2 separate regions of the Homo sapiens genome follow, and region 2 is linked to region 1. Evidence: chromatin contacts called from ENCODE Hi-C or POLR2A ChIA-PET data. All regions are on one chromosome and are shown on one strand. The core of a region is the stretch at or near the end of the contact, and the rest is flanking DNA. Distances in the headings are between cores, read along the strand shown.

Region 1 (6,752 bases), core at 1,969-4,468:
CACGGACATCCAGCCAGCAGCTGAAAAGGCTCTTCTATCGAAGAGGCACTTGTACATTGCATCTAGTTCTTAAAAAGGCTGGCTTTTCTTGGCACTCACAAGAGACTGGGGAGAGCCCCAGCTGGAAAGCAGGAGGGTCAAAGAGGCATAGTGAGCCCCTCCCAGCCCTTCTCTCTTTTCTAGCCCGTCTGCTCCTCAGCCTTGTCCTGCACCTAGCCTAGTGTGTCTCAGCAGGGGGAGGTTTTGCCCTCTGTCCTTTCCCAGGGGACATGTGGCAATGTCAAGAGACATTTTGGTTTCTCTGGACAATCAGGAGCGGGTGCTACTGGCATCTAGAGGGCAGAGGCCAGGGCTGCTGCTAAACATCCTACAACGCAGAGGATATTCCCCCACAACAAAGAACCATCCGGCCCCAATTGTTAACAATGCCAAGGTGAGAAACCCTGGCCTATCCCCTCTCAGGAACCCACTCCACCTCCAGACACCCTCCTCCTTCCCATTCATTTCCAAGGGCCCTGTCGAGGCAGCCGGAGCACACAAGTACTCATAGCTACGCAAATAGCAACTCCTTATTTGCTGTGTTTGCTCAGCCAATATTGACTTTGCAGCCTAACACTGGTGCTATTGAGCCGGGGTTATTCTCAATATTGTTTGAGCAGCATTAGAACAGCCTGTGATAACCGGCAGCAGAACAGGAAGCTGCGCCTCCCTCCTCAGTCTCCCCTGCCCCCCGCCGCACCCCCTCCGTGGGACGCTCCTGTAAAGACAGAGGAACCTGTGTGCTCATGGAGTCAAGCGGACCTAATGCCCGCTCCTCCGCTGAGCAAACACACCGAGGTTAGAGAGGGAGCGTGCTCTCTGGCTAAGTCAACACTCCAGGGAAGTTGGAGCAATTGAAAAAGGTTACTTGGGGAGGCTGTCCTTTGGGGTGGGGCCAGTGAAAAATGATGGTGAGGCAGTTCCAGGCTATCAGCCAAACCCTGCGGTTGGGCTCTGCAGGGAAAGGCTTGCAGGGACTGGAGCTCAGGGGCTCCAGGTGCCCAAGCAGACAGATGGTGACTCCATCCATCAGTCAAATACCCAGTAGGTGGGGGTCTAGTAGGGGCCAGTCGCTTACTGATTGGGACCAGAAGCTTAGAGTAGGAGGACCCTGTGGATAAGCTAATGCAGCCACCACGTGTTCATGAGGAAGACCGAGAAAACTAGCCTCTGCCTTGGAGCTTGTCTCACCAGCGCTGGCTGTGAGTTCACAACTGAGCACAACCCGCTCTGCAGGAAAGCACTCTCCCCGCCCACTGGGCTGAGGTCCCTTTAACAGATGCCAACATTGACTCTGCCACCATGAGAGTGGGCCCTAAAGCGTAGCCCAGGAGAGGGACTGCAGTGACCTCCATTCACATCCGGTGTGAGGATGGGTGGCAGGGTCTGAGTGTCTTCTCGGAGGGACAGAAGGAACGGGGAGAGAAACGAGTGGCCAGGCCTACACAAGCCCCTTGGGCAAGCAATAGAAGAGGAAGTCGCATCTCTTGCATCCCAGAGCTCACAGTCCAGAGGGAGAACCTGGAGGCACAGAAATGAAACCGTGCAACCAGCGTGGAATCAAGGCTCCCGTGTGAGTCTAAGGGGAGTCATGAGCACAGTCGTGTGCAACCTGCCCAACCACACCCCGCAGTTCTGCAGTGAGACCAGACAAGCCATGGAATATTCTGAGACGAGAAATCCACATGGAGTAATTGGGGTGGCTTTTCCTTGCCCACAAGTACAGCAAATGTAGGCTTAGCAGTACATTTGGATCTGGGCCCATGCCGTGTCTCCAGGTCAATATGAAACAAGTTGCCAGGATCATCAAGGGGGCATTCTAAAAATTAGCTCTAGCCAGCCCTAGTGGCCTGGGAGTACCAAAATGGTCATTTGCTAAAATTGGCCATTAACATTTTCTACTAACTGCTCTCTCCAAAGACTTGGAAAACGAGGGGGAAACTCCTTGGAAATCAAGTGTTATGTAGACCCTTATGGCAGCCTGGACTCCAACCTTCAGAAGCTATTCATTTTTAAAAATACATGGTGGGCATTTTCTACATGTGGTTGAGTATTTTATCCAACAGCCAAGTCATTCCAGTTTTCCCCACAGCAGACATGTTAGCCAATGTGCTGCCTGCTCAGTCAGTGCCTCCTTTTCTGACCACCCACAGGAACTGTCCCTGCCACCATGTTTATCCACATTCACGTACCTCTCCCTGGCTGCAGCTGTTGGAACAGCAATGGACTCCTGACTGAGGGGAGGCACCCCATTGGCTAGCCATTGACCAATCAGATTCTGTCTCCTGGGTCTCTGGACTTAGATTCTTGGTATTGGGCCCATAACCTGAGAGATCATGTCCAAGTTTAAGTGAACAAGTTAAAACCTAGAAAAGGCAGAACAGCCGGGTGTGGTGGCTCATGCCTGCAGTCCCAGCACTTTGGGAGGCCCAAACGGGTGGATCACCTGAGGTCGGGAGTTCGAGACCAGCCTTACCAGCATGGAGAAACTCCGTCTCTACCAAAAATACAAAATTAGCCGGGCATGGTAGTGCATGCCTGTAATCCCAGCTACTCCGGAGGCTGAGGCAGGAGAATCGCTTGGAACCCACGAGACAGAGGTTGCGCTGAGCCAAGATTGTGCCATTGCACTCCAGCCTGGGCAACAAGAGCAAAACTCTGTCAAAAAAAAAAAAAAAAAAAAAAAAAAAGAAAGAAAGAGAGAGAGAAGGAAGGAAAGAAAGAAGGAGAAAAAGAAAAGGCAAAACAGAGAAAGCCAGTCTGCAGAGAAAAGAATGAAACAAAGCTACTGAGATAAGCTGAGATGAAAAAAAAAAAAAAAAAAACACCCAGAGAAACACAGGCAAGAAGCTAGGAAAGTCTCTGAGCCTCTCACGGGTCTGGTTGTCATCCCTGCCCTTGAAGTCGGTGAGATTCCTCATAGCCTTCCAACGAAATCATTGTTATTACTGAGAGTTAAATTTATAATACTTCTATTTCTTGCAACCAAACAATTATTGACCAAGACCCCTATTAAGACATCACCTATGTGCTGCACTGTACTTGTTCAATACTGAGGATCTCACCTCTTCTTCTTCTTCTTGCCCACCTTTAGGTCTAACTGGACCTCCTTTCTCTCCTGGTATTCCTCTGTCTTCATTTCTTTAGTGCTTCCTTTCAGGGTCTCAGGTAATAATAACCAGCAGTGTGCCCCAGTGATTAGCAGATGAGTGAGCTGTGTAACCTAGACACCATGTTCCACTTAATGGTTTGTTTGCTCAGCCTACTTCAAAGGAGGCTGTTAGCCTATAAGTCAATAATTAGTCATTCAACAAATACCCATCAAGCTATGGCCCAACCCCAGCAAAGATATGTTGAAAAAAAAAAAAAACTTTTGAAGAGCAAATATAAGCCTTTATATATGGTTGACTTAGCCGTTTCTATTTTCCTTTCACAACAGAGAGGCAATGTTGATGTGCTACCAGTCCTAATGCAGCTAGAAGTTATCTGTTACACCAATGACCCCATCAAAAAGAGAACTGTTAACACAGGCCCAGTTTTTACTTTGCTTGTAGTGGTGGGGTATTAGCTAATTGTTGCCCATTAAGAGAAACAAATAATCCCCAGTGAGTCCCAAAAAGAAGTGGAAGTGGAGCTGAATCACCTGTAAGATCAGGGCTTCTCTTAGCTGCTCACAGCTGCCTGACCCAGTCACAGAAGAAGATGTAGAGGGGATTCATTCCATCTTACTTTTATTGGGTTTTCTTTTACTATGTGAAATGAATCTCAAGAAAACATCTCTCATCCCCCCAAACTCTATCATTGTTCTACTCCTCAATTTTAGTATTACTACTGTAATGATAAGATTATAGCTACTACATAATAAGATTAAACATTTAAAACCATCTAACAAATCACCCATAAGCTTACCCCCATCATTCAATCAACAGTCTTCTCTCTTGTCTCTTTTTTTTTTTCTTTTGGCACATTACCTCCCAAAGGTAGAATTTTCACAGACATGACCCTAGCATGCATGTCAGGTTGCAATTTGCTGTTTGATCCTGCCTGCCATTTTTTCATGTGTAAGCAATATTTTCTAGGCTCATGTTTCCCACTTATGACCTTCAACCCCTTCTAAAGCTCTACCCAATTATGACTCAAGGAATTCCCATTTTTCCCTCCTCTATTCTCCAGCTCTCCTTTGGAGTGCCACTTGCAGAGCTGCCTGGGAGGTGCCTCACTGCTGTCCTACAGGGCCCACTGACAAACCAGGCAGTCGCGTTTCCCCAGGCATGGCCACCCCTGCAGCCACCCCTGTGGCACGCTGCCACTTCTGTGTGAGTGTTCCGCCCATGCCCATCACCCATCACACACTCCGCTGGGTACCACACACTGCCTCCCCAGGTACTGATGTTTCCTCAGAGTGCTCTTGGCCTTTGCAGGGACCACAGCTCTCATTTACCTCCTTGAACACCCAGCACCTAACACAGAACATAATACATAGCAGATGCTAAAAAATATTGGATGAAAAAATGAGTGAATAAATAAACTAATGCTTTGTGGATGGACAAAGGAGCCATAAGGTCCCCTGGCCTCCTCTTTCTGCACATGCTTCTCCTTCTCCCACAGCGCTCTGCCACCCTTGCCAACGTATATGCTTTGAGGACTCATTCCCTAAACATCCACCTCAGGGCCTACAAGCTGCACACACAAGAAGGGCCAGGCTGCAGGGACTGGGAGTTGGTTCAGTTTATGTTGTCTTGAATCAGAGAAAGGAGCATCCCAGGACTTTTCCCACCGTCAGCTGTTCCCTCCCACTCTTTCCTGTCTGAGCTCTGGCTCTCCTCCCCATCTCGCCATGAATTCTTCCCATCACATCGGGGCATCTCCCTTCTCTTGCTCACTTAAAATAAGTAGTGAGCACCTGCTGTGTCTCAGATGCAGACACATCAGAGGAATCACTGTCCTCAAGGAGCTCACAGTCTGGCAGGTCACTGAGATGAAAATAAGTGCAGTAATATGATCTTACGGAGGAGAAGGCCGAGAAGCCTCGCCACAGAGCATAAATGGTATCTCCAGCTGTGCACGAGTAGTTTACGTGCCATGTGGGCTGAGGTCCCTCAGTGGCCTGCAGTGGGGTCTGATGTTCTAGTTTCAAGGTGTCCCTTTGGGTTAAGCATTGCCCTCTTCTTGCTACTGCTTTCAAAGGTGAATCCCCAACTTCACATCCCTCAGACTCTAGGATATGAAGCTTTCCACCCTCTCTAGAAGGGTTAGGGTTGCACTAGAGCATAAGCTTGCTGGCAGCTGGGGAAGGAGTATTATTGTGAGGAAAACACAGGAAGACAGCTTGGAGGCTCCAATGACCCACTTCCCCATGGTGAAGGTCAGCTTTTAAGAGGGTGAACCAGAGGCAATGGCTGACAAACCCAGGTCGTCTTACGACTTTGTGCCCTGAAAGATCTCAGAAGCCTCATTCCTGAACCATCAGCAGAACTTCGAACCTGTAAGGGAAGCTAGAGCTCTCTATGTTTGGACCTGCTCAGTTTTACAGCTAGGGAAACTGAGCCCAAAGAAAAAGAAAAAATGAGTGGGTCTCTCCCTTAAGATTCCCTTAATTGTGCATTGATTCCTGTTTTGCAAAATGACACTGGAACATGTATACCTCCCTTGATCAAATAATTCCACTTTGAGAATCTATCTAAGAAAATAATCCTAAGTACAGAAAAAGCTTTGGGCACAAAGAGAGGTTCATGATAGCATCGTTCAAACAAAAAGTACAAAATGAAGAGGGAACAGGCCAAGTAATTCTCCTCGATGGGAAACAAGTTGCAGTCTCTCCACTAAAAATTATCACTCAGTCCAACTTTTTAATAAGTGGGAAAATTCTAGTATGATATTAGAGTGGGGGTTGATGCAAGTTTTTATGTGGGCCTATGTGAAAAAAGCAACTGCATAGAACTGAGAGTGAAAAGAAAAAAGTTGGTTTTCCTGTGTGTTCTACTTGTTCTTTGTGTATTTTTAAGCAGCTATTATAGGTAGTGAGGTTATAAAAGAATATCCTGAAAGAGACTTTCATATTGGAAAAAATTAAAATTCTGTTTTTTAAATTTTATTTTTATTTTATTTTATTTTTTGTGTATGATAGGGTCTCTCTCTCTGTTGCCCAGATTGGAGGGCAGTGGCACAATCACAGCTCACGATAGCTTCCAACTCCTGGGTTCAAACAATCCTGCCACCTCAGCCTCCCAAGTAGCTGGGACTATAGGCACATGCCACCATGCCCAGCTGATTTTTTTTTAATAAGAGACAAGGTCTCACTATGTTGCCTAGGCTGGTCTCAAACTCCCGGCCTCAAGTGATCCTCCCACCTCGGCTTCCCAAAGTGTTGGGATTATAGGCATGAGCCACCACACTCCATCAAAAATTTGATTTTTAAATGATGATATCGAGGAGCCAACTTACCAGGAAAGGAAAGGTAGTTGCTAGCAGCTGGGGCAGCCTGTCACAATTAGTATGAAGGCCACTATCAGAGCCACTTTTTCCTCAAATGATCCCTTAGGACTTCTGCTAGACCACCAAGTATTCACTGGGATATAATCACCCCAAAAGATTTACTAAGCATTTACTGGCACTAACAGTGGCAGGCACTGTTTTGGTTGCTGGGGATACAGAAGTAAACAAGGCAGATGGGGTCCCTGCTCTCACGGAGCACACAGTTTAGTGAGGGAGGC
Region 2 (6,941 bases), core at 905-3,404, 130 kb before region 1:
ATGGGGCCTCTTGGGGATCTGCCTTTGCCACGGTCAGTACCAGGGCTTGGGAAGCAAGGCACGCAGGCAATGAAGGCTTGAAGCCCAGAGGGGTGCAGACAGACCTCCCCCTAGGGGTGCTTTAGAGGACTGGCTTTTTCTCCTGCCACAACTGATCAATGGAACAGCAATGCCCAGAGCTTCCCACCACTCCCAATTCAACCCTCTTTCTATAGCTTCTCTTGGAACTTACTGACCTCAGAGTTCCCCTTTCCCAGACAGCAAGGTGTAACATGACAAAGCTCTGAGGTTGCTGCCTCCTGAGACCTTCCAGCCTTCCCTACAGCGTAGAGGCGAATCTGCAGTCAACTGTCTCGTCTTTCAAGGGAGAAACTAGAGCAGCTTGCCAGCAGAACAGGCAGGAATGAGCAGGTGAGACCTGGGTTTGAGGCCTGGCTTTGCCACCAAATTGCTGTGTTTCCTTGGGCAAGTAGCTCCATCCCCCGGGCTCCAGGTACCTCCCGTGGAAGGAAAGGTGACTGCCGCACTGCGCCATCCATTTCCTCTTTTCTCCCAATTCCCTCAACAACCAGCAACCACAGCTCTGAGTTAGGATAAAGCTGAGAACACAAACAGTGAAGGTTCCTCCTTTTTTTGGTAAAAGCAAAAAAAATAGCAATATTTCTCTTTGGTGAGTTTTTTTAATCCACACCAGGCAGTATTCTAGGTATTTTTAAGTAAGTAATTTCATTTAATCTTCACGGCAATACTGGAAACTGGATATTCTTATTGTTCCCATTTTTTAAATGGAAAATAAAGCTCAGAAAATTCTGTGTTTCATCCGAGGACACACAGCTGGAAAGGGGTAGAAGCCAGATTGGAAACAGGGTAGTATGTCTTCAGAGCTAGCACATTTTAGAATTCCATTCTTTCCTGCATGAATCCAACCAGCTCAGCTTTTCCTGCCCCATAGAACATTTATAAAGTCTGAACACATACTTAGAAACAAAGAAAAAAAATTAATTTAAAATTAAAGATTTTACAGGCCACAATCTCTTACTATAACCCCATAATGTTAAATTAAAAAGAAAACAATAATGTGGCTGAAAATATTTTTAACTACTTGGAAATTAATAAACGTACTTCTAGGTAACCCATGGATCAAAGGAAACATTAAAATGAAATTAAAACCCATCTAGAAACCGATGGAAAGGGGAACATTTTATTTCAAAACCTATGAGATCTTGAAAAAAGCTTAACACGGGAAAATACATTGCCTGAAATGGCTTTCTTATTAAAGAAGAAAGACCAAAATAAAAGCACTGACTATACATCGTAAGAAATTAGAAATACAAGCAAACAAAAAAAGAAAGTATGAAATGGGAATTAATCAATAGATGAATTTAATAAGGGAAAATAAGAAAAAGGGAAAATAAATACATAAATGGATTTTTGGAAACCAGAAGTGGCAAAAGAGGTCTGGATGTTGTCGGAGGTGGGAGGAGGCCTCAGTTTCCCCAAGCAGATCCATTTTGCAAAGTCCCACCTATCTGCAGCACAGGCTTCTGCCCCGTAGTCCTACTGAGCCCTGGACTCGTGGCCTCCTCCCACCAATCTCTCAACCTCTAAACTGTCAACCCAGGATGTCTCATCGCAGAGTCTGGCAATTTCACGGCGCAACCACGACTCCTTGTACTGAAGTCTTTTTTTTTTTTTGGGACCGAGTCTCGCTCTGTCGCCCAGGCTGGAGTGCAGTGGCCCGATCTCGGCTCACTGCAAGCTCCGCCTCCCGGGTTCACGCCATTCTCCTGCCTCAGCCTCCCGAGTAGCTGGGACTACAGACGCCCGCCACCATGCCTGGCTAATGTTTTTGTATTTTTAGTAGAGACGGGGTTTCACTGTGTTAGCCAGGATGGTCTCGATCTCCTGACCTCGTGATCCATCCGCCTTGGCCTCTCAAAGCGCTAGGATTACAGGCGTGAGCCACCGCACCCGGCCTGTACCGGAGTCTTCAGCACTTCCTCCCAGAAATAAAGTTCCTCCGTCTGGGCTTATTAAGCAAACGAGTCAGTTTTGTCTTTTTCAGCAATGAAAGCTGCTGTGGTTTTGTTTTCTCCCTGTTGCCAAGAGTCAAGAGGAAGTCTGTGGTTAGACTTCTTCGGGTGGAGACACACACAAACCCAGAGGCTATTAATGAGCTCCCCGGATCCAGCTCTCCCAGCCCAAGTGAACGGGACTAATGAAAGTGAACAAAGGGGAGACAGAGAGAGGGAGGTCATGCTGAGCTTCTATCCACTTGGCCCTCCAGACCTGCAGCACTCTCTCACCTCTTGTCTTCAAGGTGACTCTATTTCCCTTTCTGACAGTAGAATACTATGGATCCACTTTTCCTTCGAAGGATGAGGCAACCCAATTTGCTTTCACTCAAATCCAGAAACTAAATTTAAAAGATCCCTGTGAATTCAGTGCCCATCTTGGTATTGGAGCTTGTGGTAGGCACCACCAGCTGTCACCTGCAATCCATCCCCACCCCTTCCTTTCCATCAAAACCCTGGATTTGTTTAGTGGTGTGCCCAGCCAAAAATGTTCATTCTTCCAGCCTCCCTTGTACCTAGAGGGTGACCATTTGATTACAGTTCTGGCCAATATTACAGTTATTGGATTTCTAAGAAAACTTTTGCATTCGTAATGTAGGTACCAACTCTTCCTCCTTCTCCCTTCTTTTTCCCACCTGCAACTGGAACGTAAAGCCTGGAGGGGCAGTATCCATCTTGTGCATATAAGGTAGCATGTGTGAGGATGGAATTTGAACAGAGGGGAAAAGGGCTAGGCCCCCATTAACATTGTTAAATCATCCTCTCCTGCCCTGTACTACCCACCCTGCACTTCTTATGTCATAGGAAAATCAGAGCATCATCTGTTAAAACCACTGTAGCTGGCTGCTCTGTTACTTGCAGCTAAATGCATTCTCACTCTGTCGCCAAGGCAGGAGTGCAGTGGTGCAATCTCAGCTCACTGCAACCTCCACCTCCTAAGTTCAAGCAATTCTCCTGTCTCAGCCTCCCGAGTAGCTGGGACTACAGGTGCCCACCACCACACCCACGTAATTTTTGTATTTTTAGTAGAGACAGCATTTCACCATATTGTTCAGGCTGGTCTTGAAATCCTGACCTCAGGTGGTCCACCCACCTTGACCTCCCAAGGTGCTGGTATTTACGGGTGTGAGCCACTGTGCCTGGCCTAGCAAAATGCATTCTTAATTGAAACAAGAACCCCAGCTTTTTATAGTTCTTTACAGCTTTTTATTGGTTTTCAAAATATGTGCACCCCATCCTCGCATTGGGTCCTCACAGAAATTCTTCATGGTAGACCAGATCAACATCTTTCCTCATACTTTCAGATGAGGAAACTGAGGTTTCTTGGTAATGAAGTGGGTCAGAAAAAGATTCAGGGCCTGTATTGCAGGACTCTCTGTCTCCCAGTCCATTGCTTTTCCCAAGAAAATCCTTCTTGTCTTCAAGGCAGTTCAGAGTCAGCCTGTCCCTATAATATCTGTCCACAATCAACATTACACACAAAAGTGGAAGTTCTCAGGAACCTGGGAGCATGTGAACTAATTGCAATTTCAGCTTCCAGTGCCTGGAGTAAGTGTATTCTCTTATTTTAAAACCCACCACTTTGTGTAACAGGATCTGGGTTCAAGTCTTGGATCTCCCCATTACTCACTATGTGATCTTGGGGAAATTGCTGAAAACTGCCTACCCATCTATAAAATAGGAATAGCAGTTCTTCTCTCCTGAGGCTATGATAAGAAGAGCTCAGAGATATAGGATAATCTATGATCTATGATTAAAAGCTCAGAGAAAATAGTTTCTGAGCACTCAGGATGTCAGGGGGAGCACTTTGTGCATGACAAAGCACCAGGTGTCCTTGTGAGGGGCTGTTATCATGATGGCTTCAGCCTGTCTCAAGGCTCTGACTCCTCCCTGAGCTCAGCCCTCTTTGTGGCTGGCGTGTAAATTACGGATATGCGTCACATGCCTTCCTGACCACTCTTCACCATCCGTCAGCCTCATGAGGGCTGAGAACATTGATCTCATGAGGCTACACCTTTCAGAAAGAATCTGTGTTATAATTCTTATTTGCTCATTAAGTCAGGCTATTTTATTTCATATGTCCTTTACTTTCTTTGTGACTGAAATGTATTCATTCATGCACTTTCAAAAAAAAATACTGAGTTAGGCAGTAAGGTGGGGACTCTCCGGGTTGGAAGGGACTTAAAAATCATCCTGTTCATCCTGCCCCTCCCAGCCCAACCCCTCCCCATTTGAGACTGGCATCCCATCTTCAGGACCCCTGCCCCCTATCCACAGTGGCCATCCAGCCTCCACTTGCTCATCATAGAGACAAAGATTTGACTGTCTCCCACAGCCAGCATTTTGTCTCTGAACATTCTCTGTTAGAATGTTCTTCCTCAAACAGACGCTCCTTGGCAGACACAAGGATGTGTTCTTGGCAAACCTCTAATACTGTGCACATTTGACTGTGTAGGATGGTGACTGGCAGAGTTGGTGGGGGACGAAGGAGCCCACGTGAGGTGTTACCAAACAGGAAGTGCCATCTGGGCTGGATGATGAGAGTGAGGGAAAGTGTCAATCAGCTGCCCTGGGTGGCTCAAGAGGCAGCTTTTTCCTTCATGGTGTTAAAGAACTCAAGAGCAGCAATTACTCAGTGAACTCCAACATGCTGGGTATTCGCTAGAATAGGCCAGGCTATGCTGAAGTAACAACCTTGAAATCTCAGAGATTTAAAATAATGAAAGTTTATTTCTTGCTCATGGAGAATGCCATGGAGTGGGGGGCCCTCCTCCATTCTGCAGGCCATTGGGCATGCAGGGCCTCCAAGTCATCACCCCATGAAAGACAAGAAGGAGCCACACCAGCTCTTAACTGCATGAGCCTCATTCTACAGGCATACCTGATTTTATTGCACTTTGCCTAATGCACTTCACAGATATTGTGTGTTTTTCACAAATTGAAAATGTGTTGCAACCCTGTGTAGAGCAAGTCTGTTGGTGCCGTTTTTCCAATAGAATGTGCACACTTCCTGTATCTGTGTCACATTTTGGTAATTCTTGCAATATTTCAGACTTTTTCATTATTATTACATCTGTTATGGTGATGTGTGATCAGTGATCTTTGATACTACTATTGTAATTATTTTGGGGCACCATGAACTGCACCCATGTAAGACAGCGAACTTAATTAATAAATGTTTTGTGTGTTCTGACTGCTCCTACTGGCCAATCTCTCTCTCTCTCTCCCTCTCCTTCGGCCTCCCCATTCCTTGAAACACAAAAATATGGAAATTAGCCCAATTAATAACCATAAAATGGCCTCTAAGTATTTAAGTGGAAAAATGAGTTATACATCTCTCACTTTCAATCAAAAGCTAAAAATGATGAAGCTTGTGAGGAAGGCATGTCAAAAGCCAAGAGAAGTTGAAAGCCAGGCCTCTCACACCAGTTAGCCAAGTTGGGAATGCAAAGGAAAAGTTCTGTTTTGTGTTTTGTTTTGTTTGACACAGACTTTTGTTCTTGTTGCCCAGGCTGGAGTGCAATGGCACGATCTCAGCTCACTGCAACCTCCGCCTCCTGGGTTCAAGCGATTCTCCTGCCTCAGCCTCCCAAGTAGCTGGGATTACAGGTGCCTGTCACCATGCCCAGCTAATTTTTGTATTTTTAGTAGAGATGGTGTTTCACCATGTTGGCCAGGCTGGTCTCAAACTCCAGACCTCGTGATCCACCCCCCTCGGCCTCCCAAAGTGCTGGGATTACAGGCGTGAGCCATCAAGTCCTGCCAGGAAAAGTTCTTGAAGGAAATGAAAAGTGCTACTCCAGTGAACACATGAGTCATAAGAAAGTGAAACAGCCTTATTGCTGATATGGAGAAAGTTTGGGTGGTCTGGATGAAAGATCAAACCAGCCACTACATTCTCTTAAGCCAAAGTCTAATTCAGAGCAATGCTCTAACTCTTTCAATTCTATGAAGGTTGAGGGAGCTGAGGAAGCTGCAGAATAAATGTTGGAAGCTAGCAGAGGTTGGTTCATGGGGTTTAAGGAGAGAAGCCATCTCCAGAACATCAAAGTGCAAGGTGAAGCACCAAGTGCTATAATGTAGAACTACAGCAAGTTATCCAGAAGATCTAGCTAAAATCATTAATGAAGGTGGCTACACTAAAAAACAGATTTTCAGCATAGATGTAACAGCCTTCTATTGGAAGACGGTGCCATCTAGGGTTTTCCTAGCCAGAGTGAAGTCAATGCCTGGCTTCAAAGCTTCAAATAACAAGGGGACTCTCTTGTTAGGGGCTAATGCAACTGGTGACTTTACATTAGCCAATACTCTTTTATCATTCCAAAACTCCAAATAATTATGCTAAATCTACCCTGCCTATGCTCTATCACTGGAACAACAATGCCTGGATCATAGCACATCTGTTTACAGCATGGTTTACTGAATATTTAAAGCCCACTATTTAGACCTACTGCAGAAGAAAAAAGATTTCTGCTTTCAAAATATCACTGCTCATTGACAATGCACCTGGTCACGCAAGAGCTCTGATAGAGATGGACAAGGAGATTAATGTTGTTTTTATGCCTGCTAACACATCATTCTATAGTCCATTGATTAAGGAGACATTTTCACTTTTAGGTCTTATTATTTAAGAAATACATTTCATAGGATCATAGCTGCCATAGATAGTGATTCCTCTAATGGATCTGGGCAAAGTTGATTGAAAATATTCTGGAAACAATTCACCATTCGAAATGCCATTAAGAATATTCATGACTCATGGGAGGAAGTCAAAATATCAATGTGGACAGGAGTTTGGAAGAAGTTGGTTGTAATCTTAAAGGATGAATTATAGAGGTGCAAGATTTCAGTGGAGGAAGTAACTGC

Evidence for each region. Hi-C counts contacts between places; a loop is a spot of excess contacts on that map. ChIA-PET counts read pairs that join two places held with the same protein, here RNA polymerase II (POLR2A). Pooled maps may share reads with other maps.
Region 2: a map of PC-3 shows a loop between it and region 1 (7-fold over the local background). The contact joins the enhancer-like site here to the promoter of PCAT29 in region 1. A Hi-C loop is called at or near these places in 6 of 168 maps with a recorded cell type or tissue (B cell, Calu3, PC-3 and 3 more), 3 of 37 single-sample maps with no recorded cell type and 3 of 50 pooled maps. POLR2A ChIA-PET finds 5 or more read pairs at or near these places in 2 of 52 experiments (HEK293 and activated T-cell).

Annotation. Positions count from the first base shown.
Region 1 is chr15:69,588,666-69,595,417 of GRCh38, reverse strand. PCAT29 (prostate cancer associated transcript 29) reads right to left here and starts at 3,218. Exons shown (of 4, transcript NR_126438.1): 1 at 3,105-3,218.
Region 2 is chr15:69,716,749-69,723,689 of GRCh38, reverse strand. No RefSeq gene overlaps it. Among named protein-coding and RNA genes, the nearest start is that of LINC00593, 120 kb to the left of the region's middle. RefSeq lists a silencer at 3,861-3,910. Within about 2 kb of position 2,154, at least 11 of the 41 ENCODE cell types and tissues checked have a DNase peak (open chromatin) inside an H3K27ac peak, as active enhancers do; they include PC-9, where a contact is called at or near this core.